Linked DNA regions of Mus musculus: all the other regions are linked to region 3. A link is a loop called in an ENCODE intact Hi-C map of the cell type or tissue named here. Cell type or tissue: heart. All regions are shown on one strand. Links, peaks and the distances in the headings refer to the core of each region. The heading gives the core; the rest is flanking DNA. Region 1 has its middle 9.9 kb from the start of Nfix. Region 2 holds the start of Nacc1 (nucleus accumbens associated 1, BEN and BTB (POZ) domain containing). Region 3 holds the start of Gm39212 (a long non-coding RNA gene). Region 4 holds the start of Lyl1 (lymphoblastomic leukemia 1).

Evidence for each region. Peaks named below come from ENCODE experiments on the same cell type or tissue, not always from the same donor. Only the 100,000 strongest peaks of a DNase experiment are listed, where the experiment ranks them.
Region 1: a loop joins it to region 3, with 6 times the contacts of the local background. A loop is called at or near these places in 11 of 42 quality-filtered maps.
Region 2: a loop joins it to region 3, with 2.5 times the contacts of the local background. A loop is called at or near these places in 3 of 42 quality-filtered maps.
Region 4: it touches region 3 in a loop (2.8-fold over the local background); 3 of 42 quality-filtered maps call a loop at or near these places.

What each region holds. Positions count from the first base shown.
Region 1 is chr8:84,807,321-84,813,174 of GRCm38, reverse strand. No RefSeq gene overlaps it. Among named protein-coding and RNA genes, the nearest start is that of Nfix, 9.9 kb to the right of the region's middle. In heart, for the core only: a CTCF peak has its summit at 2,133 (motif pointing right); DNase peaks (open chromatin) are centred at 2,104 and 2,617; H3K4me3 peaks cover 799 bases; H3K27me3 peaks cover 2,218 bases.
Region 2 is chr8:84,685,288-84,691,141 of GRCm38, reverse strand. It overlaps Nacc1 (nucleus accumbens associated 1, BEN and BTB (POZ) domain containing), which reads left to right and starts at 3,280. Exons shown (of 6, transcript NM_025788.3): 1 at 3,280-3,467. Trmt1 (tRNA methyltransferase 1) reads right to left here and starts at 1,895. Exons shown (of 17, transcript NM_001164559.1): 1 at 1,793-1,895; 2 at 1,234-1,510; 3 at 570-625; 4 at 195-331. The coding sequence starts at 1,490. In heart, for the core only: a CTCF peak has its summit at 3,247; DNase peaks (open chromatin) are centred at 1,881, 3,241, 4,081, 4,841 and 1 weaker place; H3K4me3 peaks cover 4,829 bases; H3K27ac peaks cover 3,610 bases.
Region 3 is chr8:84,636,403-84,642,256 of GRCm38, reverse strand. Cacna1a (calcium channel, voltage-dependent, P/Q type, alpha 1A subunit) reads right to left here. Exons shown (of 47, transcript NM_007578.3): 45 at 5,559-5,745; 46 at 3,392-3,645; 47 at 2,008-3,019. The coding sequence ends at 2,549. It overlaps Gm39212 (a long non-coding RNA gene), which reads left to right and starts at 3,645. Exons shown (of 3, transcript XR_003947427.1): 1 at 3,645-3,980; 2 at 4,446-5,854. Gm39211 (a long non-coding RNA gene) reads right to left here and starts at 464. Exons shown (of 2, transcript XR_879014.3): 1 at 1-464. In heart, for the core only: CTCF peaks have their summits at 2,629 and 2,841 (motif pointing right); DNase peaks (open chromatin) are centred at 2,656, 3,546 and 4,156; H3K4me3 peaks cover 2,677 bases; H3K27ac peaks cover 2,469 bases.
Region 4 is chr8:84,696,882-84,702,735 of GRCm38, reverse strand. Trmt1 (tRNA methyltransferase 1) reads right to left here. Exons shown (of 17, transcript NM_001164559.1): 8 at 5,761-5,854; 9 at 5,535-5,621; 10 at 5,398-5,467; 11 at 5,177-5,311; 12 at 5,005-5,090; 13 at 4,443-4,551; 14 at 4,267-4,343; 15 at 3,478-3,597; 16 at 3,266-3,395; 17 at 2,928-3,133. The coding sequence ends at 2,972. Lyl1 (lymphoblastomic leukemia 1) reads right to left here and starts at 1,279. Exons shown (of 4, transcript NM_008535.2): 1 at 749-1,279; 2 at 1-96. The coding sequence starts at 72. In heart, for the core only: CTCF peaks have their summits at 890, 2,810 and 4,825 (motif pointing left); DNase peaks (open chromatin) are centred at 1,045, 2,645, 3,575, 4,865 and 2 weaker places; H3K4me3 peaks cover 1,687 bases; H3K27ac peaks cover 3,359 bases; H3K27me3 peaks cover 6 bases.

The sequences.
Region 1 (5,854 bases), core at 219-5,218, 170 kb before region 3:
TTTTGAGGGGGACTGAGAGTAACTTTCTTATGCTTCTCACCTGAGGACTGATGTCTCTCAGCTCTCACAATTCAACTCTGAATAGTGGGCCCGCTGCCTCCATAGGCCTACAAAAGGGACTCTCAGACACACAGTGTAAGATGTTAAACATTTGAAAAGGCTATGGAGGGCCCCTTGTGACAGCAGTCCCTGTAACCTCTAAAGGTTTGGTTGTTGTTTTGTTGGTTTTTGAGACAGTATCTAGGTAGCCCTGGCTATCTTGGAACTCACAGACACCTACCTGCCTTCAGAGTCCTGGGCTTAAAGATGTACACCACTGTGCCTTAGCTACAAGGTATGATTTTAACTATCATTGGATGATTCTGATGAGGTCCACGAGGTCCAGTGTGTTCTCCAGGACTGTGTCTGTGAGACATTACTCTGACAGGGCGTAGGAGTCCCTGTGCTATGTCATGCTGTGTCTATGATTGCATCGCTATGCCCATAAGGACCATAAGGGCTATAACGTGTGTCCCTGGAGGAAGGCATGCAGGAGTGTCAGGAGCAGTATATGGAAAGGCTGTGCCTCTGCATGAATGATATCTTCTTAGCAGGACAAGGGGGACATTCTGAGAGTATCAAGTTGAGTCAGTGAATAGGCGACAGGGCAGTGGTGACTAGAGACTTGGAGCAGGAATCAGCATTGAATCTCTCAGCCTTTCTCGGGACATTCCCTGTGTCTGGATACATCTGGCTCTACATCTGTCAACCCATGAGTAGACCCACCAGTCTCTCTCTGAACCTGGCTTCATCTAACTTGTGGTCCCACCCCTACCTCATCCTATTGCCAGGCACATCAAGGAGCACAGTGACCCCTCGCCCCCGAGTCTTGGTGCTTTCCTGTTCAAACCTATTCTCTTTCATATCCCTCACTGTTTCTGCCTACTTGGTTTTCTCCTTCTACCCTTCCTCCCGGAAGTCCCTCTCATCTCCCCATTCCTTCCTCTCAGATTCTAAACATTGCTTTTTCCATGTCTGCCTCTCCCACTTGCCCCCTTCTCTGTGTAGGCCAGAGGTTGTCTTTCTCAACTGTTTTCTGTTTCCTCCCTTTTCAGACTAGGTGTAGCTTCATAGCCTTCTCTAACCTGAAACTCACTATGTTGACCCTGTTGGCCTGGAATTTACAAAGCTCTTCCTGCCTGTGTTGGAACTAAAGGTGTTCACCACCACATCCAGCTTTCTACTTTCCTTCCTTTCTTTCTTTCCTTCCTTCCTTCCTTTCTTTCTTTCTTTCTTTCTTTCTTTCTTTCTTTCTTTCTTTCTTTCTTTCTTTCTTTCTTTCTTTCTTTCTTTCTTTCTTCCTTCCTTCCTTCCTTCCTTCCTTCCTTCCTTTCCTCCTCCTCCTCCTTCTTCTTCTTCTGCTCCTCCTCCTCCTCTTAGTCCTCCCCCTAGTCCTCCTCCTCTCTCTTTCTCTTCTTCTTTTTTGGAGGTAGGGTCTATTGCTGAACCTAGACTGGAAGGCTAGCTGGCCGGCATCCCCCCGGAATTCACCTGCCTCCACGTACCCAGTATTAAAGGCACAGGCCAAACTTAGGTCCTCATGTTTGCACTTGGCCAACTGAGCCGCCACCTCAGCTACTCCTCCCCCGACCCTTCCCTTCCTCGCTTTTTTAAGAGACAGGGTCCTGATATGGAACTGACACTAGCCTCAAACTCACGAGCCTCTGCTGCCCTTGCAGGATTTATTTACACGTGTCACCGAGTTGGTCTGTCCCCTTTCCCTTTCTTATAAAACTACTCCACCTTCTCTTGTCCGTGTGTCCCATCCCTAAATCTTGTTCATCTCTGTCTACCTTCCCTATCTTTAACTCTGCATTTCTCCCTTTATCACTGTCTCTCCGTTTTCCTTTCACTCCATCTCTGCTGTCTTTCCTTCTCTCCATCTAGGCCAGCCCGGGTGGGTCCGGGTGGGTCCGGGACAGCTCAGCCAGGGCGCCACGGTGAACAATGCAGCATTCAGGAGGCCGGCCGGCACCATGGCAACGCGCCCGCCCCGCCCTCCCCGCGCGCGGGCCGCGCGTGCCAAGAGGGTGCCATGGTTACATCAGGCGCGTGCCCACCCCGCGCGCCGCCGCGGCCCCGCACGATCTTACAGGACTGGGCCAGAAGGGGGCGCCCGATCTTTGTCTCTGCCTGGAGTCAGAAGGGGCTGCCATCTTCAGAAAGTCCCTTCAGCCCTCAGTGCCTTGGTTTTCCCATCTATAAAGTTCGGGGGGAGGGGGCGGTGGCAGAGATGTGGGAGAGGAAGAGGGAGTTGGGGAGAATGAGGGAGGGAGAGAAGGATAGAGTGTAGGGCTTCGGAGGATAGTTCTATATTGGGCTTCTGTATTTGATAGTTGGTGAGACTGTATATATATGGGCACATTTTTGTCCCAGTGTTTGGGCACTTGTATGTTTTACAAGAAGTTGTTGGGGTCGGTCCATGGTCAAAGAAGAATCCATTGCTGAAGGGGTCTGCAACCCTATAGGTGGAACAACAATATGAACTAACCAGTACCCCCAGAGCTTATATCTCTAGCTGCATATGTAGCAGGGAAAAGAGGCCCCTTGGTATTGCAAACTTTATATGCCCCAGTACAGGGGGATTGCCAGGGCCAAGAAGCAGGAGTGGGTGGGTAGTGGAGCAGGGCGGAGGGAGGGTATAGGGAACTTTCGGGATAGCATTTGAAATGTATATAAAGAAAATATCAAATAAATAAATAAATAAATAAATAAATAAATAAATAAATAAATGAGAATCCATTCCCACAAGTTGTCCTCTGATCTCCACAAGCTTGTCACCATCAGCAGATGACTAGACATGGCTATGGAGAAATAAATAAATGTAATAAAATATAAAAAAGTTGAATGGGGATGGAGCTTAGTGTGCTTAAGGCCTTGGGTTCGATCTCAGCGCCACATACAAAAAGGTGTTGACTTTCAGTCACTATGTTTATGAATTTGGAAATGTGTGTGTGTGTTGTATTTGTACTTCTGCCTGTGATGGTGAGTGTTGGAGACATAATGGTGTGTCTGTGGTCATGTGACTGGGTACCCATGTGGTATGCCTACGTATGTGGTAGGTCTCTGTAGTTGGGGTGCTGTTGCAAGTTCACATTGCCAAGATTGCTACGCTTGGTGTGTTAAATCCGAGTTGACTTGGAGTTTGTGTGTCTGGGGTCCATGCTCTCAAACTCATTCATATATACTTAGATGGAAATGGGTGTGGTTTCCAAGGACTACAACGTTCTGGTAGCCCCCGCCCCCCTCACCTGAGGGCCTCCTGGCACAGAAGGGGGTGCCCAGCTGCCTGGGACCTTGGACTCCCTACAGGTTCAGGAGAGCCCCAGTTGATGAATATTCATGAGGTGTGGGGGGGGGACTGGCACCTACTGACAACAGCTGCGCTTCCATTAGTCCCTGCCTACTCTGCTTGCTTTCAGTAGGAAAAGGAATTTCAGCCTCAGTCTGTCCCTTTCTCCAAGACTCGGGTCTGGGGAATCCTGAGGACAATCACAGGGCTGTGTCAGCATGTCAACAAATGTCCCAACAGCTTGTTGGGATGGCTAAGGGGCTGTCTAAATGTTGTGACGGGCTCTGAGGAGGGTGATTGTTGTATGACAGGGTGTCTGTGTGGCTCCAGTGTGCCATTACCCAGTTTCATTGTAGTTGTGTCCAGACTGCGGTACGGTGGGACAATGTGAACGAAAGGAGTATCTGTCACTTGCAAGAGGACCGAGCAGTGTGGCCTGTACCTTACTGGCCACCAGCTCCTCAGCAAGGCTGTACTGTGTCATCCAGGCCACCTTGATGTGAGGACAGCTGTGAGCTCTGCCCTGGGAATGCAGGGATTGGACCTGCTTCTGGGGTTAGCGACTCTGTGTAGCCACATGGCTAGGACAGCTGCAGGGACATGTAGACTGAGCGTGTCAGAGTGACATGGATACAGTGTAGGGTCCGATTGTCAGGGCAACCAAGAGGATGTGTGAGGTTGTGGGGCTGCTGACACTGGAGTTAGTGGGTCTGGTGGCATTTCTGTATGTGATAGTGTGGCTGACATTATGACAGGCAGTGTAGTTGTGCTGGTGACACTGTGGTAGTGATTGTAGCTATGTGGAGTTGAAAGTGTGACAGGGATTGCACTTGGAGACAGAAACCAAAAGGCCATGACTGTGTAGCTCCTGCCTCTAGGCTTCACAAAGAACTGAGGCATTTTATGGGCATACAAACTAGGGGTTCACACTGATATTCCTGAGATGGGGACATCAACTAGGCATAGGACCTTTACTTCTTTGTCTCCTCCCTCCTGACTGGTTTGGGGGAGAAGCTTCTAGAAGCAGCAGAGATGAAGTCGGATTCTGGCTATAGTTAGTTGGGCCCAGAGGCCTCAGATCCAGCATGTGTGGCTCAGACATAGTGGCCTTACACTCAGAGCCAATTGACTGCTGCTGCTGGCTGCCCTGAGGTGGCACAGAGGCTCCATTCAGGATCAGGGACCAGGTTACCAGGGTGGGCGGGTCTCCAACCAGCTGCAAATGAAACATTTCCCTAACCCTACATGAGCACTGGCTCCAGGAGGCCCTGGCCAGGCACACCATAGACAAGCATGGGTGTGTCTCTTGCATTTTGGGCAGCTGTGGTGGTGGGGTGTGGATTCCCATCTGTGATCCAGGCATGTTTGTGTCTATGTATGTGAACAGGAGTGATGCTCTGCAGGTTTTCTTTGTATGTGTGGGTGTGTGCTCATGTGGGTGCATTGTGTGTGCCCCTACTTATAGAGGCCAGAGCTCAACTTTGTTCCTTAGATGCTGTCCACTTGGTTTTGGTTTTTTTTTTTTTTTTGCATTTATTTATTGTGTGTGAGTGTGTGTATGTGGCTGGGTGCATGCGCCATAGCATGTATACGGAGTCAGAAGACAATTTGGAGGAAGTGGACTCTCTCTCTCCATGATGTAGTTCCAAGGATACACCTTACTAAACACCTTTACCAGCTGGACAGTGGTGGCACACGCCTTTAGTCCCAGCACTTGGGAGGAAGAGGCAGGAGGATTTCTGAGTTTGAGGCCAGCCTGGTCTACAGAGTGAGTTCCAGGACAGCCAGGGCTACACAGAGAGACCCTGTCTCGGAAACAAAACAAAACAAAACAACAAAAAAACCCAAATAAATGTAAAAAAAAAAAAAGAACCAAAATAAGTAAATAAACAACTTTACCCACTCAGCCATCTCACTGGCTCTTTCTTGTAAACAATTATATCTACAAATAAGTAGGTCTACTTATATAGAAGTATAATTGTGTGCAGAGGGTCCATGCTTGGCATAGCACACATGTGAAGGTAGTAGCAAGCACCTTTATCCAATGAGCCATCTTTCTGACCCTTTTCTTTTTTTAAGGATTTATTTATTTTATGCGTATGAGTATTTTGCTCACATATGTGTGCATGGTGTCTTCAGAGGTCAGAAGAGGGCACCAGATTCTCTGGAACTGGAATTATAGATAGCTGCCATGTGAGCGAAGGGAAACAAGCCCAGGTCCTCTGCAAGAGCAACAAGTGCTCTTAACATTGAGCCATCTCTCTGCTCCTTCCCTTGTTTCTGAGTCAGGGTTTCTCACTGGCCTGGAGTTTGATAAGCATGCTAGGGGCTGGAGAGATGGCTCAGAGGTTAAGAGCACTGTCTGCTCTTCCAGAGGTCCTGAGTTCAATTCCCAGCAACCACATGGTGACCCACAACCATCTGTAATGGGATCTGATGCCCTCTTCTTGTGTGTCTGAAGACAGTGACAGTATATTCATATACATAAAATAAATACATATTAAAAAAAAAGATGAGTATGCT
Region 2 (5,854 bases), core at 473-5,472, 49 kb before region 3:
TAACTGGATTCTGAGGATCAAACTCTCAAGGGTCTTGTGGCATGTGCTTTCCCAGGGAGCTATCCCTCTGACTGATGTCCAGGTCTCCTTTTTTTCTGGGCTGTGGTGGATCTCCCACAACCACTTTCTAGAGCCCCTCAGCTCCTTCCTCTCACCCAAACTCCCAAGTGGCCACTTCTTTCTGAGGCCCGTACCTCACAGATCTCACCCACTGCAGCAGTCCGTGGCCAGTCCCCTGGGGCCAGATTTTCATTCTTTCCAGCTGTTTCCTCTTCTTGATCAGACAAGTCCACAGCTATTTTCTCTGAGTCCTTCTCTCCTGGAACCTTGACTGCAGTCACTCAGGCAAAAACCAGACTATCAATGATCCTTTTAAGAAATTTCACCGTAACTTTCAAATGGTCAAAATCCTGATGATTCATGCAAGAAGGTGTTTCCCTGAACCCCCAGGAGAAAGGCAGAAAGAGCAGAGAGCCTAGAGCTTTCAGGAACCTAAATGAGGTGTGGATGAAGTGGGAAGTGAACTTTGTGAGTGATACTCTTCCCCCCAGGCCTGAACCTCCACTCACTCTGGATTCCCTTGGCCCCAAGATGAATTCGAGCAAACTCTGTGATCACAGCACACCTGGAGGAGGGGATGGTAGGGAGGTGGTCACATTGTATGCCAGCTCCTTAGCTGTGGCCCAGGTCCTCAGTCCTCCCTTTGACAGTTGAAAAGGTTGTTGTCCCTCCCTAATCCATAAAGTCCCTTCCTTACTGCCCCAAATTCTAGTAGAGAAATCCCATCTCAAAGGCTAAAAATGCTAACTGCTCTATCTTTAGTTAAACCCAGAAAACCGTAAGGTGACTTTTGCAAAGTCCCCCCCCTCTTCAATTCAATGTATGTAAACTGACGTGAAATTTGACTTGCAGAAAAGTAACAGGTCTGTGTGAATACAACTACAGGAATTAACTCTCGGAAGTCAAAGTCCACGACCACATTGTAAAGGGAAAAGGGGAGCCACACACCTTGAACACAGGAGGACCCTAAAAGGAATGTATAGTCCTGGCACTTAATATAAAAATCCGGTATGTGCCTTCATCTTTCAAGATGTTGGCCTTCGACTAATGCTGACGCCTCTCTACCAACTTTTCTCTTCCTTTGAGTGCCGCGTCCCGGACTGATATTCTCGTACAACCTCTACCTAACTGACCAACTCCCCTTGGCCAAGCTAACCCGCGACCCTTGCTCACGTCAGGTCCCGGTTGAATTCCTGCACCGGGTTATAGAAAACCTCGTTAGCACTGGGAAAGACGATTTTGGCGGCGCCCTCAGTGACAGTCGCAACCGGGTCCGCGGGTGGGCGCTCTTCCCAGGACCGGGTGCCGTTCTCCATCGCTGGTGGAGAGGGAGGCTTCTGGGCCTTCCGTTCCATGAACTGAGCTCTACAGAGGCTGTGGGCCGGACGGAGAGGACGGCTTAGCCACAGGATCGTCCTCGCGAGGGACATCCGCGGGCGCCTCAACCCGCCTGCCGTTTTCGAGAGAAGGGAAAAGGCATAGGGAGGTCAGAGAGCTGCATTCTGGGGCGGGGGTGGCCTCTATATCTATAAAGTAGAAACTAAAATCCGGTGGCCTCCATAACATCCTGCGTTCTCGAGGGCACTGGACCCAACAGAGGCTAAGGCCCGCGGCTCAGATTTCCCAACACACACACCCGGACAAACTTCTCTCTTCGGCTCAGGTTTCCCACCACACCCACACACCCACCCACCCACCCACCCACCCGGACAAGCGTCTCCCTTCCGCTCACAGGATCCAACGAGTCACGGTGCATGCTTCTCGCATTAGGGCCTGGGAGCCGCCATGTTGGCAAAGAGGGCGGGCCAATCACATGACAATAACTGACCAATTAGAGACATTACCTACAGTGGGCGACCAGGGTCAAGACTCTTCTAGGGAAGGAAGTGCGCAGGCTACACTACACCAGTGATTCTTAATAATACAACTCTTCTACAAGGGAGTTTCACTAGTTTAATTCAGGGCAAAAAGCGGAGGCACTCTGCACCTTTAGATGTCTTCTGTGTGCACCTTGTAGGTTAACTCAGGCTCTAGAATAGTATTCACTGTCTTTGAATCTCAGTCCCACCACGTACTCTGGGCAAGTTAATTAAAATGTAAGGCTCCTATTTCCCTTACCTGTTAAATAGGAATCTTAGCTGTCAAGGGCAAAGATTAAATAACCGAATGCCTGGGAAGTGTGCAAAGGAGCCACTCAGACTGAGTGTTGGCCTAATGTATGCATCAGGAAAATATGGAGATCCGGGATGTGAGAGTTATCTTAGCTTGCCTTGCTATATGTTATCTGTTAATTGGGGGTAGAGGGCACTCTTAATCCAGGTTGTCCTGGAGTTATATAGCCCAGGGCAGATTAGAGTTTCCTGCCTCAGTCTCTCATATGGTGAGATTTCAGGCATTTCTACCAGGCCCAACGGTACTTATTTTGTTTCAAAATTTTATTTTTTTGTTATTTTTGTGTATGTGTGCAGTTGTGTGTAAGTCCTCAAAGAGCAAAAAGGTGATAGTTTCTAGAACTGTAGCCATCTGACATGACTGCTGGGAACTGAACTCTATTCAACAAGAGCAGTACACACTCTTAATTTTTTTGAGACAGGGTTTCTCTGTGTAGCCCTGGCTGTCCTGGAACTCACTCTGTAGACCAGGCTGGCCTCGAACTCAGAAATCCTGCCTCTGCCTTCCAAGTGCTGGGATTAAAGGTGTGTGCCACCATTGCCCGGCCAGTAGACACTCTTAATCCAGTCCGCACTCTTCTGTTCTTGACTCTGCTACCCATCCAAAAAGTAGTCAGGCCTCTCTAACATTAGTTATAAGACGTATAATTATCTGAGTTAGTGCAAAATGCTAACAGAACTTCACATCGCATAAGCATCCTGAGTTTTCACTTTATTAACCTCTTGAACCTAAGTTTAAATCTTCGTATTCACTTTCCTGTGATCTTGATAGTTTACTCAGCTCAGCTCCATGAAACCTCATTTCCACAAAGAGCCTAAACTGTTCCTGGAACAACAGTTGTTCTCATTTTACAAGAAACTGAAGCTCCAAGATACAGAGCAACCTGTCCCGCAGTCACTCAACTTAGCCCGTCTACAGAACCGAGACCCGGGAGGAAAGAGGAGCTGGTGAGAACCGAAGCGCTCGAAGCGCGGCTAAGCTTGCCTAAGGGGCGGGGCCGAGGCAGTTTTCCTCCCTGCCGGCAGCGCCGTGCGCTTCCTCGGCGCTCGGCTGGGGCGGCCTGGCCCACAATGAATGGCCGCCGCGGCTACCACTGCTGCTGAGGCGGAGGCCGCGGAGGCCGCAGAGGCGGAGGCCGAGGCCGAGGCGCAGGGAGGCGCGCCCCGGGCCCAGGCCCGGCCCCAGCTGCCGCTGCGGAGCCCGCCGGGAGGCCCCGGAGCGCGGCCACAGCGCAGGTGAGATGGCCCGCCCCAGGCCCAATTCCGGCCTCCTCCCGCCCGGGGCGGCCCGAGGACATCAGAGGTTCCGGCGGAGGGCCGAGAGGCGAGGCCTCCGGGCGCCCTGCTGCGAACCAGAAGCCGAGCCCGCGGCGCTGACAGCGGCGGGAGGGCAAGAGTGAGATGGCCGAATCTCAGCTGGCGGCCTACAGCGTCCAGCCCGCGGGCCCGGCCCGCAGGGCTTGAAGGCCGCTCGGGGGAGGCGCGGGTCGCGGGATCCTTGAAGTCTCAGGGCCGGAGGGGGTAATCGCGTGGAGCCGGCAGGCGAGGCTGGAGGGGGGAGGGGAGGCCTCGGGCTGGCGGGGGGTGGGAGGGCGGAGGGCTGCGCCGCCCGAGGGAAAAGGCCTGGAGGGGTGCGGGAGGGCCGGAGCTTGCAGGTAGAGGGCGCTGGGGAAGGGGGTGGGCGGGTCAGGTTACAGGCCTTGGGGGGAGGTGAGGAAAAGCCCGGGAAGTTAGACTTGGGGGGGGGTGGGCGGAGCTTGCTCGAGTGGGGGCGGATTGGAGAGAGCCCTAAGATATTTGCAGGGGGTCGCACGAGGTCAGAGACTAGAGATGTGCGGGTAAACTCCGACGGGAGGGCATCAGGTAAGGCTGGGCGTGTTGGGAGTTTGCAGGCGGCCCAGGGCCTATGGTTTAGGATGTGGGGAGCAGGTTAGGAAAACCTGGTGTGAGCTAAGGGATCTGCCCCCCCCACACACACACATCTCCGTATGTTTGCTTAGGGTCAGAACCGGGGGGGGGGGGTTCCTCTTTCCCACGCCTCTTCTCTGACACCTTGGCCAACTGCTAACAAGGACAGGCCAGCGGCTGGATGGGAGTTAGCGTGGGCTGCACCGGATACCTAGTTCAAACATCTTGTTTTCGGTGTGTATGGCCCCTACTCAACCCACCGCCCTACCCCACCCACTATGGAGGCAGCCCAGCAGACATTACCTGATTATTCTAGAGTCCTGAAATCGTTCTCAGCCTTCTGGCGCCGGAACCTGGGGGCTCCAGTCTAGAAGATGAGCCCTCACAGCGTTGCAATACGCCCTAGCTTTCCAGGCCCAACCTGCTGCCTGGGCCTGAATTCTGTCTCCTCCTGGGAGATAAAATATTCTGTCGCCTCCTGGGATGGTGACTGCCTGAAGCTCTGTTGTGTCTTTGAGACAAAACAGGTACCTACACATCCTGACTTGTGCCTGGGGGAGGGAGAAGGAGGGCTCCTGGTCCCAGGGCCTTCCCTCCCTCCTTGGTGCCCCTTCTAGGGCAGGTTGTATGCTAAGCGTGGAACCAGCTAGTTCATTGATTACTCGCCACCGCTGGGTCTTTGGCTTTCTCTTTTCAGAGAAAGAAGCTGGGGTTCGGGGCGGGGCTTGTCCCTGGTCATATGACTAGACTGTGGCCTATGCCTATTAAGTCAAGTTCGCCCTCCTTGGGTATCAGCAGAGAAATTCCTGCTGTTCCAATTCCCTGTTGGAGTCTTCTTGGACCTGGCCTTTCCTGGGCTCTCTAGACCGGCTCAGTCAATCCCCTTGCAGTAGTTCCAAGGAACTGTGTGTGGGCTTCTTCATCCTGCTCATACCTTCTCTCCCATCCCGCATCTGGGAGTCAGGGGCACGGGGCTCATGAAAGTGCTGGTTCTGCTGCAGGAAGTGGTTGTAGAAGAGGGTGGTAGTGGTTTGGGAGTGAGATTTTGCTTTGCCTGGACTTTGTGCGCCTTACTTTGGTTTCTTAGCACACTGCTCCAACTCTAGACTAATTGCAAGGTTAACAGTGTGTTCCTTGTTTTGGAAGGGTAAAGTTTTTGTTTTAGTGTTGTTTTTTTGGTTGATGTTACTCTAGCTCAGGCTGACCTTGAACTTATTATAGCCTAACTAGTCTTAAACTATAGCCCTCTTGCCCATCAGCCCAGTGCGGGGATTGTATAGGAATGAGGACCACACACTGTCTTGGTGACTTTGACTGGACATCCTCAGCACCAGAGTCAGCTACAAACTTCTGGGTTGCTGGTATCAGGCAGTACTGGGTTTATTGATGATTTTCTTGAGTCTCCATTTTCCCTCTTATCCTTGGAGTTTCCAGAACTCCACCATCTTCTGGGCCATGCCCTCCAGCCTGGTCTCTTGATGGGGGAGGGGAGCTGAGGACTGGTCCAGCAGCCTGTGTTACAGAACTTGGTGCTTTCAGATTGTTTTCTCTGCTGCTGCAGCTCTCCAGGAAAACCCCCCTCTTGCCTCTCAGTTGTCTCTGTTAGTTGGGCTGATATCACCTCAGCATCTTTAGAATTACCTTTATTCTCACCACTGGCTGCTGCTGCTGCAACTTTGCTTTAGCTGTTGATGCACAGAGACCGATGTGGACCA
Region 3 (5,854 bases), core at 369-5,368:
ATTTAAAGGATCTCCCTACTCCAGCCTTTGAGTAGCTAAGATCATGAACATGTTGCATCAGCCCAGGTTCTTGACCTACATTTACTTACTATTTTTTTAAAAAAAAATTTATTTTGTATGCAGTGTTCTGCCTGCAGGCCAGAAGAGGGCATTAGATCCCATTACAGATGTGTGTGAACCAACATGTGGCTGCTGGGAATTGAACTCAGGACCTCTGGAAGAGCAGCCAGTGCTCTTAACCTCTGAGCCATCTCTCCAGCTCCTTACTTACTTATTTTTTAAAAAATGTATTGTGTATGTGTGTGTGCTTGTATTTCTGTGTATCACAAGCATACAGTGCCTTCACAGGCCAGAAGAGGGGACTGGACTTGGAGAAGGCTGTGAACTACTGTGTGGGTGCTGGGAATGGAACCCGTATCCTCTGCAAGAGCAGCCAGAGCTCTATCTGTTGAGCCATATCAACAGCCCTCCCACACTAGCTGCCTGCTTTCATTAAAAAAAAAAAAAAAAAAAAAAAAAAAAAAAAAAAAAGCTTTATCAGAACACAGAGGTCCCATACTTTGTACATCATAAAAAAGAAAAAACACACTGTGTCTCATTCTATTATTTCCATTTTACTGAATAGAAATAGGGGCACAGGTTAAATCACAAACTAAAGGTTACAAAGCCAGTGACATTTGGAAAATATGATGTCACGGCTGGGTGGTAATGACAACCCCTCAGTCTAATGACAGTTTGACCCCCAGCACTGGGGAGGCAGAGGCAGAGGCAGTCTCTGAATTGGAAGTCAGCCTGGTCTACATTGTGAGTTCCAGTACAGCCAAGGCTACATAGGCTCTTTTTCACAAACCACAAGAGGTGGCTAACAATAAAAGAAGACAGGTAGTTATCAACCTGTGTGGCCTTCACACAATTCTTTTTTTATTATTATTTTTTTTATTTATTGATTATATGTAAGTACACTGTAGCTGTCTTCAGACACTCCAGAAGAGGGCGTCAGATCTTGTTACTGATGGTTGTGAGCCACCATGTGGTTGCTGGGATTTGAACTCCGGACCTTTGGAAGAACAGTCGGGTGCTCTTACCCACTGAGCCATCTCACCAGCCCCTTTCACACAATTCATATGCATGCACCCCTATAGATACGCACATGCACATATACCATACACACTCCAGGCATATACAACCAGAGGTTGTCCTATCAGGCCAGAGAACTGATCTTTAACTTGAAAGGGGCACCTGGCCTTTCCTCTCACCTAATCTTACTTTGGTTTTATAGATACAGACCATATTCACAGAGTATTTTCCAAACAGGCAAAGTGGGAGGTAAAGACCTGGGAGACTGAGGGGCTGGGCTCTTAGAACCTGCACTGGGTGTGGCTAACTTGTTGGTTGCAGCAGGTATGTAGACAATTATGCTGGACGAGGTAGGGTGAGGGGGCCATCCCTGTGTAAGAGTCCTGGTGAAGACGGAGGACAGCACTGGGGACTGGGAGTGGGGGCGGGGGGGGGGGAGAGGCTGGAGAGGTGGCTCAGAAATTAAGAACATAGTCTGCCCTTTCAAAGGACCTGGACTCAGTTTCCAGTAGCCAGGTTAGAGGGCTCAGGGATCTGACACCCTCTTCTGGCTTCAGAAGGCACTTTCACATATGCCAAAAGCCACATAGACATAAACAATAAATCTCTAAAAAACAATCATGACAGCACTCATGCTTTGACGAGACCCCGTCACCCTTTCACACTGTTCAGATGTTTGACCCCCCCCCCCACCCTCCGAATTTCTCCAGGGCTGAGGTGAATTGAACTGAAGAGCCCTGCCCTGTGAAAGTATCCTTTCAAGGAGCCACAGGTGCCCTGCACTGTGAACACAGGGCCGTGGGCTCTGTTTCAGAGCGATGCCCCAGCGCTGTTCCTCTGGGAGCTAACAAACTGCCTTCCCTCTGTTTCCCAAGAGTAACTTGCAAGGCATCTTGGTCAAGGGACAAAGACCACTCTAGTTCAGAAGTCCGTGGATTCAAGTTTTTTCGTTTTTATTATTTTTTTGTTCTTTTTAATGTCATGCAATATTTCACAGTCCCAAGCCCACGTTTTTCAAACAAGATAGGAAAAAAAGGAAAAAAAATTTTTAAAAAGATAAAGGAAAAAAAGAAGCAAGGGAATCAGTGATGGTGGTAATTTTTTCTTTTTTCTTTTGTTATTTCAAGCAGGACCAAATATCAGAAAAAAAACTTTTCTCAATTTTTTTTTGTCCTTTTAAAAACTGTTAGTGTTGTTTTCTTGTAGTTGATCTCTGCAGGCAGTAATAAGTTTGGCGTGGCCCGCAAGCACTCCCGTGGGTCTGAGAAGTGTGTGGGGCGTGCAGCCGTCCTTCCGGCTTGCAGCCACCTCGGTTTCATTCACCGGGAAAACGAAAGATTCAATCGAGATGATAAAACTCATCAATAGAAGCTATTTTTGTTTTTCTCCCGGGTTTTCTTTTTTAAAAACGTTATTGTTTATCATTTGCAGTGCGCCCGCACTTTACGGGCGCTGCGGGGGGCGGGGCGGCTTAGCACCAGTCGTCCTCGCTCTCGCTGTACGCGTCGTGCGCGCCCCTGCGGGCTGTGCGCGGCCGCGGCGCGCCGTGCCCCGCGTAGTAACCATTGGGCAGCCTGCGGCCGTGGCGCGGTGACGCGCAGCCCGCGGCGCGCGGAGTCCTGGGCGACCGCGGCGCGGGATCGTGCGCGCCCCCTGGCGGCTCGCGCGGGCTGTCGGGCTCGGTGTAGTCGGCACCGCGCGGCCGCGGGCCCTCAGGCGCATGCGCAGGCCAGCGCGGCGCACGGCGGCAACCCCGCGGCGAGCCGCCAGGGGGCGCTGCGGGACCCGCCATCCTGCGCGCCGCAGGCCTGCGCGGAGCGGGCGAGTAGGACACAAGCGGCCGCGGGGTGCAGGGGGTCTGGGGGAGCTGGCGGCGGCCGCGCCGCGGCGTGCTGGTGCCGGACGTAGAGGGGGCTGGGCTTCCACTGACGGAACTACTGCCCTACACGAAAATCGAAACAAAGGAAATCAAAAGCAAAGATACCACGGACCAACCAGGAGCACACGGGGACACACAGACGGAAGGGCGGGCGGGCGGGCGGCGGGACGGAGAGGCGGGGAGGGGGGACGGGCAAACCAACACAACAGTGAGGAGAGAAACGAGAAACGAGCTTCGTAAGTTTCCGAAGTCACTCACAGGCGTCCGCAGGACACGAGTCGCAGGGAAGCCGGGCCAAGGGGAAAAGCAAGAGTGGCGGGCTACCCGCGCCCCGCCCCGGGCGCCTCCCAGGCCCGCCCCCACCCATCCCACCCACTGCGGCCCCACTCTCCCCCCCCCACCCCCTTCTGGTCAGTCTGGGCCTGCCACACGCACCTGTCTGTGTGTCGTGTGCTCCCGACCTTCGCTGGGCGAGCGGGACCAGCGCTGCTCCCGGGCCCGCGCCCGGCCGGTGTCCGGCCGCTCCTGTGCGTAGCGATCCCGGTCGGGGGCCGGGGGATGATGATGATGGTGGTGGTGGTGGTGGTGTGGCCGATGCTTCCGGTCCTTGGGTCGGCCCCGGTCCTGGTCCCGATCTTTGGAGGGCAGGTCACCCGATTGGGTGGTCATGCTCAGATCTGTCCCCAAACCTGAGTGGGGAGTGGAGACGATGGTGAGGGAGGAAGAAGGGGCCACAGAGAGAAGGGGGAAGTTTGGAGAGGTAGGGCCTGGAGTGTCCCCAGGCAGCAGCCCCTGGTTTCCTTCCTAGTCACACCTCCACCTCTTTATTTTTACATTTCTTTTCAGCTAGAGCACCCCCCACCCCATCCCTCGTGGCATCATCTGAAAGTGTGACCTTCCACCTCATGGGTTCCAGGAATCAAACTCAAGTCGTCGGGCTTGGCAGCAAATGCCTTTACAGGCTAAGCTATCTTGCTTGGTCCATCCCTTTTCTTAGTGTTGAATACGACCAACTTAAGACTTTGTACGTTAGTTAACCTTGGGAACTGCTCGCCTTACTTTTGCTTTAATTGCAGAAAGGGGGTTGCAGTCATGGCTCAGGGGTTAAGAGGGTGTGCTACACTTGCAGAGGACCTAAATTCAATTTCCTGCACACATGTCTGGCAGCTCAACTGCTCTAGGCCCAGGAGATCCAACACCCTCTTCTGGCTCTGGGGCCACCTGCATTCATCATGCACTCGAACTAGCACACGAATTAAAAAAAATTAAAACACAGCTGGCCATGGTGCCACACACCTTAAATCCCAGCACTAGGGAAGCAAAGGCAGGCAGATCCTCTGAGTTTGAGGCCAGCCTGGTCTACAGAGTGAGTTCCAGGACAGCCAGGGCTACACAGAAAAACCCTGTCTGGGGGTGGGGGGTGGGGGTGGGGGACAACCAACAAAAATCCCTAACCAAATCAACAGCCGAGGCTTGCCTTTAATTCTAGCATTCCAGAGCTAAAGGCAGGAGAACCTCTGTGAGTTCCAGGCCAAGGAGCACTTAGTGAGATCTTGTCTCAAACTAAGTAAGTCTTTTGTTTACTTATTTTTGGTGTGTATGATGTGGGTACATGAGTGTGGGTGCAAATGTCACAAGGTGCATATGGGGTTTGGGACTATCGGGTGTTGACACGTATCTTTTACCTTGTTTGAGACAGGGTCTCTTGTTACCTGCTTTATCTGCCATGCTACCTGGTCCCAGGGCTACTGGGGACTCTCCTGTCCCCATCTCCCATCTCGCCTGGGCTGGGATCACAGATGTGCATTACTCCACCGTCTGTGGCTCTTACAAACTCAGGTCCTCTGCTTAGGTGGTGCTTGCCCTACCTTTTGAGCCTTTCCAGGCTCTACCTTATTTTGTTCAAAGACAGCTCCTCACACTAGCCTGGAAGTCACTGAGGGGCTTAGGCTAGTTAGCCTGTGAGCTAGGTCAGGGACCCACCTGTTTCTGCTTTCTCAGATATGCACTGCCATAGCTGGCTTTGTCCATGGAGCTGGTGATCCTAAGTCAGGCCCCAGAGACATCACCCACTTGCACCCAACCTGCTTGCTTCCCTCCCTTCTTCCCTTCCTCTCTTCCTGGTTTTTCTTTTAATTTTTATGTATTTATGAGTGGTCTGTATGTATCTGTGTGTATGTATGGTGCATTCCAGAGAGGGCATTGAATCCCATTACTGATGGTTGTGAGCTCCCATGTGGTTGCTGAGACTTGAACTCAGGACCTGTGGGAGAATATCCAGTGCTCTTAACTTGATGAGCCATCTCTCCAGCCCCCCCTTTTTTTCAAGACAGGGTTTCTCTGTGTAGCTCCAGCTTTCCTGGAACTTGCTCCATAGACTGGGCTGCCCTTGAACTCAGAGATCCCCCTAACTCTGCCTCCTGAGTGCGTGCGTCACCATGCCCAGCTCCTTTCTTTTTGAATCTGGGTCTTACTATGTATCCTGGTTGGCCTCCAACTCCAGGTCCTAACCCTCTCTCTCCCAGCTTCTCCCTTTTTTGGCATCCCCCTCCCCCTCCTTCTATTTCTTTATGGATCTGTTCTGGGTCCTGTGGTAGCCTACCTGTGTCCACATCAGTGTATCGGCCCAGAGAGCGCTCAGAGGTGCGGTGGCCACGGTCCCGGCGACGTTGGTGGTACCGTTGGTTCTCCTCAGGCGGTACCCGCTCTAGTGAGTAGTCATCCAGTCGCCGGGCTTTGGGTCCCAGCACAGAGGCTGAGCGCTTCATGGGGCTGGTATCAGAGATGGTCTGGGGGAGGGGCACAGGCGTGGGCAGAGTTAATGGCCAGCATTTTCATGGCCTGCTCCTTCCAGCCCTGCAGCCCACCTGGCTGACTGGTGACAGAATCAGAGTGTGT
Region 4 (5,854 bases), core at 304-5,303, 61 kb before region 3:
GGAGGCACATACCATCTCAGTTTTCTCAGTCATGGCGGAACCCACCTCTGCTCTGGCCTGGGGCGGGCACATGGACCCCACGGATAGAATGCTAACCTGTGGGAGAGAGTGAAGTTAAGGGGAAGGAAGGCCAAAGACCATCTTTCTCCCACCTGTTTAACCTGAGCTTTTCAATGTAAGAGCACCCTTAGGCGAGAAAGGGATTGGGGGTTCAATAATCAAAGGTAGAAAAGTGGTCCTAGAAACTGCTAGGACCTAAAAGGAGGGCCTCCTCCACAAGAGGGGAGCCTCCTCCACAAGAGGGGGTGTCTATCAGATACTAGGCAGCGTTGACCCTATGAATTGTTTGTAATGGGCATCTTCAGTCTCTGAACTAGTTCCCATCTTTCAGAATCTCTCCTACCTGCAGCTGGGAATAAGATAGGAATCTCCGGACTAACTCTAAGACCTCCTAAGTCTCCAAGAGTCACCCTCTGCCACCTCTCCATGGCTATTCCAGGGGCCTCTACCCTTGCTGAAAGTTCCTCTTACTGGCCCCCAACCCCATCAGCACCCTACTTACCACGTTTGCTGGGCTCTAAGGTCTGGGGTATCCTGCCAGTGTGTGACTTCCCACATTGCTGCCCTGTTTTCCCCAACTGAGGACATTTCAGTGCCTCCTCACTTCCAGTGAATGAATAAATAAATGAAGTAACAAACACCGAATACAGGCACAGACACTCCTTAATGTTTAAAGCGTCTTTCTTACCCTGTAGCAGTTTCCACAGCTTGGAGAACCCGGCTGTGTGGTCAGGTTTGTCAGTCCAGGTCAGGAGACAGTTTCCACTGTCCAGTTCGGCCGGTGTGCTCCAGGTAATCCCTCCCGTTGGGCCTCAGAGCTGGGCTGCGCCACCTCCCGGGCTCCGGAGGGCCTGAGTAGCTTCGGAGGCGTCGTGGTGGGTACCTCCAAGAGAAAGTGAGCTGCTCCTGGACCGACCCGCCCTTTCCCCCGCCCCCGACAGCCTGGCTTCCTCCCTCTTACCCGCTGGCGCAGAGGCCAGAGGATGCTGGGCCTGTGCAGATAAGGGTCTGGCTGCCTGGCCGCGGCTGATAAGAAGCAATGCTGACCCCGGAGGAAACCAGCGGGCAGGGATCACGGAGCGCGCACCTCCTGATCCACCCCGGCTAGTCACCCTTCGGGGTTTGCTGCTCCCACAGCACTGGAAGACCCCCCAACCCTCAGGAGCCCAGCGCCAAACGTGTGCAAAGGGGAAAGGTGGCAAGGCTGCCTCTGATGTCCTCTGAGGTTGGTCTAGCTTTGAACCCCACCCCCTATGCTGATGGGGGTGGAAGGGGCCCCTTTCCGGTCCTCTGAGGCCCCATGACCCATGAGCCTCAGCCTAGTTCCTCTTTTTTTACAGATCCCCCTGTGGACTGCACCCCCCCCCCCCACACACACACCCAGGAATAGGGCTCCGGAAGGAGACAATTCTGGTAATGTGGCCTTGCCGTGTCCTGACACCGAGGTGCAGGTGTCCCGAACCTGTGGCACTGCTAACGTATTTCCAAGCCCAGGCGGGTGAGATGAGTGTCAAAGCCATATCTGAGTTTCCCAGAAGTTGCTCCCAAGTTCCCCAAGATGCTACTCAGCCATACCACAACTAGGTGGTATCCCTCACTGCCAGGTATTCTGGAGTGATCTTCTGAATTCTGGAAACCTAGAGACTGGAGAGATGGCTTCGTGGCTAACAGCACATGTTGGTTTTGTAAAGGGCTCACACTTTGTTATGGCTCACAACCATAACTAACCCCAGTTCTTTTTTTTTTTTTTTTAAGATTTATTATATGTAAGTACACTGTCTTCAGACACTCCAGAAGAGGGCATCAGATTTTGTTACAGATGGTTGTGGGCCACCATGTGGTTGCTGGGATTTGAACTCTGGACCTTCGGAAGAGCAACCGGCATTCTTAACCACTGAGCCATCTCGCCAGCCCCCCCCTAGCCCCAGTTCTAAGAAATGTGACATCTTAACTCTGAGGGCACCAGACTTGCACATGGTGCACATACATGCATGCAGGAAAAAGTCAAAGAAAAAAAATCCGTATAAAAGTTACAAAAATCCTGGGACCCCAGCTGTAAGCTCCAAAAGGGCCAGGCATGTTGATCCCAACAGTTGAATCTCTTGAGTTCAAGGCTAGCCTGGTCTAAATATTGAGTTTCAGTAGTCGGGTCTATGTAGAGACTCTGCCTCCTCCCAAAAAGGGGAGGGGGACTTCCAAGATGAGCTGAATCCCAGGCACTCCAGGAGGCTTGTCCCCTGTATCTGGTTAATTGTGGGCACACCCAGAGAGGGGCTCAGTGGCCATGCAGACTCATCAAAGTGCTTAAGCCAAAGACCCAGTTACCCACCCTAGTGACTCCTCTAGCACAGCTTGCTACAGTGGGCTTCACTTTCTGACTGATGGTGATGGGTGCATGTGCTGGGAGAGATTCTGCCCCAGGACTCTCCCCTAACATTAATAATCCTCTACTCTAGGGGGAGGGGAGAGAACGTCTCTTCATTGGGTGTCTCAGCAGCCGCCTGTGTTCTGAGAGCATACTCCTATTGAGGAGCAAGCAGGACAGGAAGCACCTGGTCTGGAGCGGATGCACAGAATGCCTGGTTCCGGTTTGGCTTCCGCCACTACACCAACTGCAGACAGCTGAGCCCAAGAAACCAGGCAATAGGATTGAGACTGCAGTGGGATTTGCGAGCACTGGGGAAGTGGAGGAAATGCCTGGATAGCTGGAAGAGGGGAGGCAGCCTGTTTGCAGATGCCGCCCTGTGGCCACCTGATGAACTGCTCTCCTGAGCAGCCAGAGCAGTTTCCATGTCAAAGAGACAAAGTTGCAGTAAGGCAGGAACAACCACTCCTCAGACGGGCAGAGTCCCCCATGCAGATGGCTTCCCAATTCAAAATGACAACCAGCAGGTTACATCTCTTTATTGTCTCAGTCTACACCTGGCCCAGGAATACCCCCAGCAGCAGCCTTTGGTCCAGGGGAGATCTTGGTGGTAGTCTCTGGACATTCTTCGATGGGGATATCACCAGAGGCCACAGGAGCTGCAGGACTGTGTGAATAACAGCACTGGTCCCCTAGTTGACAGGTACCCTGGTGGGAAAACAGGGTGTGAAGCCCCAGGCTGTGAGCACAGAGCTGGGTTTCTTTCCTCAGTCTCTGGCCCCAGCTGTGCCAGAGGCCCAACCTTGGTCCAGTTGCATGGAAGGTGGAAGGAGAGATCACCTCTTTGAATCGTTTGCAAGGAAATGTCTTAAGGCGAGCTGCACGCTGGGCCGGGTCCTCAGCTGGCTCCTTCCTCTTATTCTGTAGCAGCCTCCGCCTCCCTGCTAGATCTTCACTTGCTGCCTTGCCCCTGTGCAGAGAGGGGTGCTGGTACCCCACTTTGTCTTTGCCCAGCCCTGGAAAACCCTCACTTCTACAACATTACCACTCACCCTGGCCGGGCACGGGGCCGGGGACCCCAGTTGGCTTCTGGATTGGCCTGGAAGCGCTTAAGTCCTCGCTGGCGGGAGCTGGGGTTGGCGTCTTCCCGGATGTTGAAGTTGGCCTTCAGCCTGGACAAATGGGTGGAGGCTGGAGGCAGTGGCCATGCAGGGTGAACTCAGCCCCAGAACCTGCCCACCCTGAGGCAACACCACAGGTCTGCCAGGCTCAGAGTTCTTTCATTTATTCAGTAACCACTTGAATTTCCTAGTGAGTTTCTGGATCTGCTCCAGTGGAGCTGAGTTGGCAGCATGAGAGACAGACAAGCAAGAAGACAAATCAGAAATGACTAGGGCTAGGGGTGTGGCTCAGGTAGAGAGCTTGCCCAGTAATGCTTAAGGCTTTAGGGTCTATCCCCAGCACTATAAAGGAATAAAAATAATAAAATAGTGTTGTGTTAGGACATAAAAGACAAGTTGGGATACAACGCTTAACAGAGTGGTCCAGTCCAGAAGGCATCTCTGAGGTGAGAGAGATGGACCTGGGCAAAGGTGGGACAGACTGTGCTGAGCTACAGACCAAAGAGCCAGCCATGGAGGGTTCTGTGCTCTGTAATCTGACTCAGATACTCACACGTATGTGTGACTCAAGAACAGATGATGCAAAAGAGTAGGAAAGGGCACAGGGTGAAGACAGGGTGCAAAAGAGGTTCTGGATTCCCCTCCAACAGTGCCCGTGCTCTGTGCACATGTGCCTGCTGCACCTGAGGGGTAGCCTGTTCCCTGCATAGCTGTCCATACCTGGGCTCCACAGCAAGAATTCGGAATGCTGGACTGCTTTCAGACAGCCGCTCCCGTTTCACTGGACATTCCTTTTCCTGGGGACAGAGATCAAGGACATGGTAAGCCCAAGGAGCACCCAGGCCACCACCCCTTCCTTGCCCTCCTGCCTTGAACCAGGGGTCACCTGCTCTCACCCAGCAACGCATGATGTCCCAGAGGGCCTCAGGGGGAGCATCTGTCTTCACTGCATTCTTACAAGCATGGGAGAGAGAGACTCGGAAACCAGCATGAAGGAGAGCTGACCTGGGTACACAGAGACCACAAAGAGGAGGCTAGACCCCAAAGCACAGGCTCACCCAGGTGGGCACAAGCCAGGTCCTGTGGAATGGCATAGCCATTTTGTTCACAGCAACCCAGGTCACACTGTGACGTCAAAGCTACCTGCCAGGGGCTGGAGAGAAAACTCGGTGGTTAAGACCACTCGCTGCTCTTGCAGAGAACTCTGGGTTTTGAAACCCAGCATCCCCACCGCAGCTTACAATCTTCTGTTAACTCCAGTTCTAGGGAAGCTGACACCTTCTGGCCTCTTCAGGCACTGCATGCAGATGGTGTACTTACTTACACATGGGTAGGCCAAACACATGTACATAAAAAATTAAACAACAAAGCACCTGCTGGAGGGATCATGACCTCTCAGCTCTGCCCTAAGCATACACCAGATTCTGATGGTCCAAACTGCCCCACAAGGGCCCTCACCGAAGCTGCAGAAGGCGGGGTGTGTTGCAGTGGATAGTGCTGCTCAGTTGGTCCAGTGTGTAGTAGAGAGGGACATCAGGAAGTTCCTGAGAGGTAAGGATGGAGTAGCATGGAGTGCTGGCACAAAGTTGGGCAAGGAGGGTCCCCTTTCCTGTGTAGGTCCAGCTCATACCTCAGTAACAACACTGAGGACGCCTTGGATCCTCATGGAAGTGTGGAAGCGGCCAGGATTCGTGGTCACTGCGTCAAGAACTCGGCCCACAAAGTCCAGGTCATGGATGGGCTCTGCCCACATGGGGCCCCCAAGCTGTGGACACCAGGGATACAGATGAGCAAGGGGCATGAATGTATGAGTCCCGGGATTCTGGCCCACTGCCTCTGACCTGGGCCCACCTGGTGTCTCTGTCCACAGTGCTCACACTCGGGAGTTACTGGAGGACCACAGGCTGCAGAGAACTTGATCCTGCAAGGACAGGCAGTTAGAGGGATGGGGACCTAGGACATCCCTCATTCCAACCCACATTATTTACCTGCCACCAGGGTCTCCTGATGCTTTGCCAAGGCGTTGCAGGTAGAAGGCTCCACAACCCACACACTGGAACACCAGGGCCTGTTTGCTGTGGGAGCCCAGGAGAGATCATGAGTCCCTGATATGGTCACTACAACTCAACTCTTCCTTCAGACTGACACCAAGGTCCCAGGACAAATCTCTTATCCACTCCCTCAGTCCATCAGGTTCCCTTCCTGTAGGCTTACCTGGCTGAGGACTTAACCTTGGCCTGGCCTGTGAAAACACGTACAAAGACCCGGATATAGAAGTCAGCACTGATGCTGAGCAGCGGCACGATAT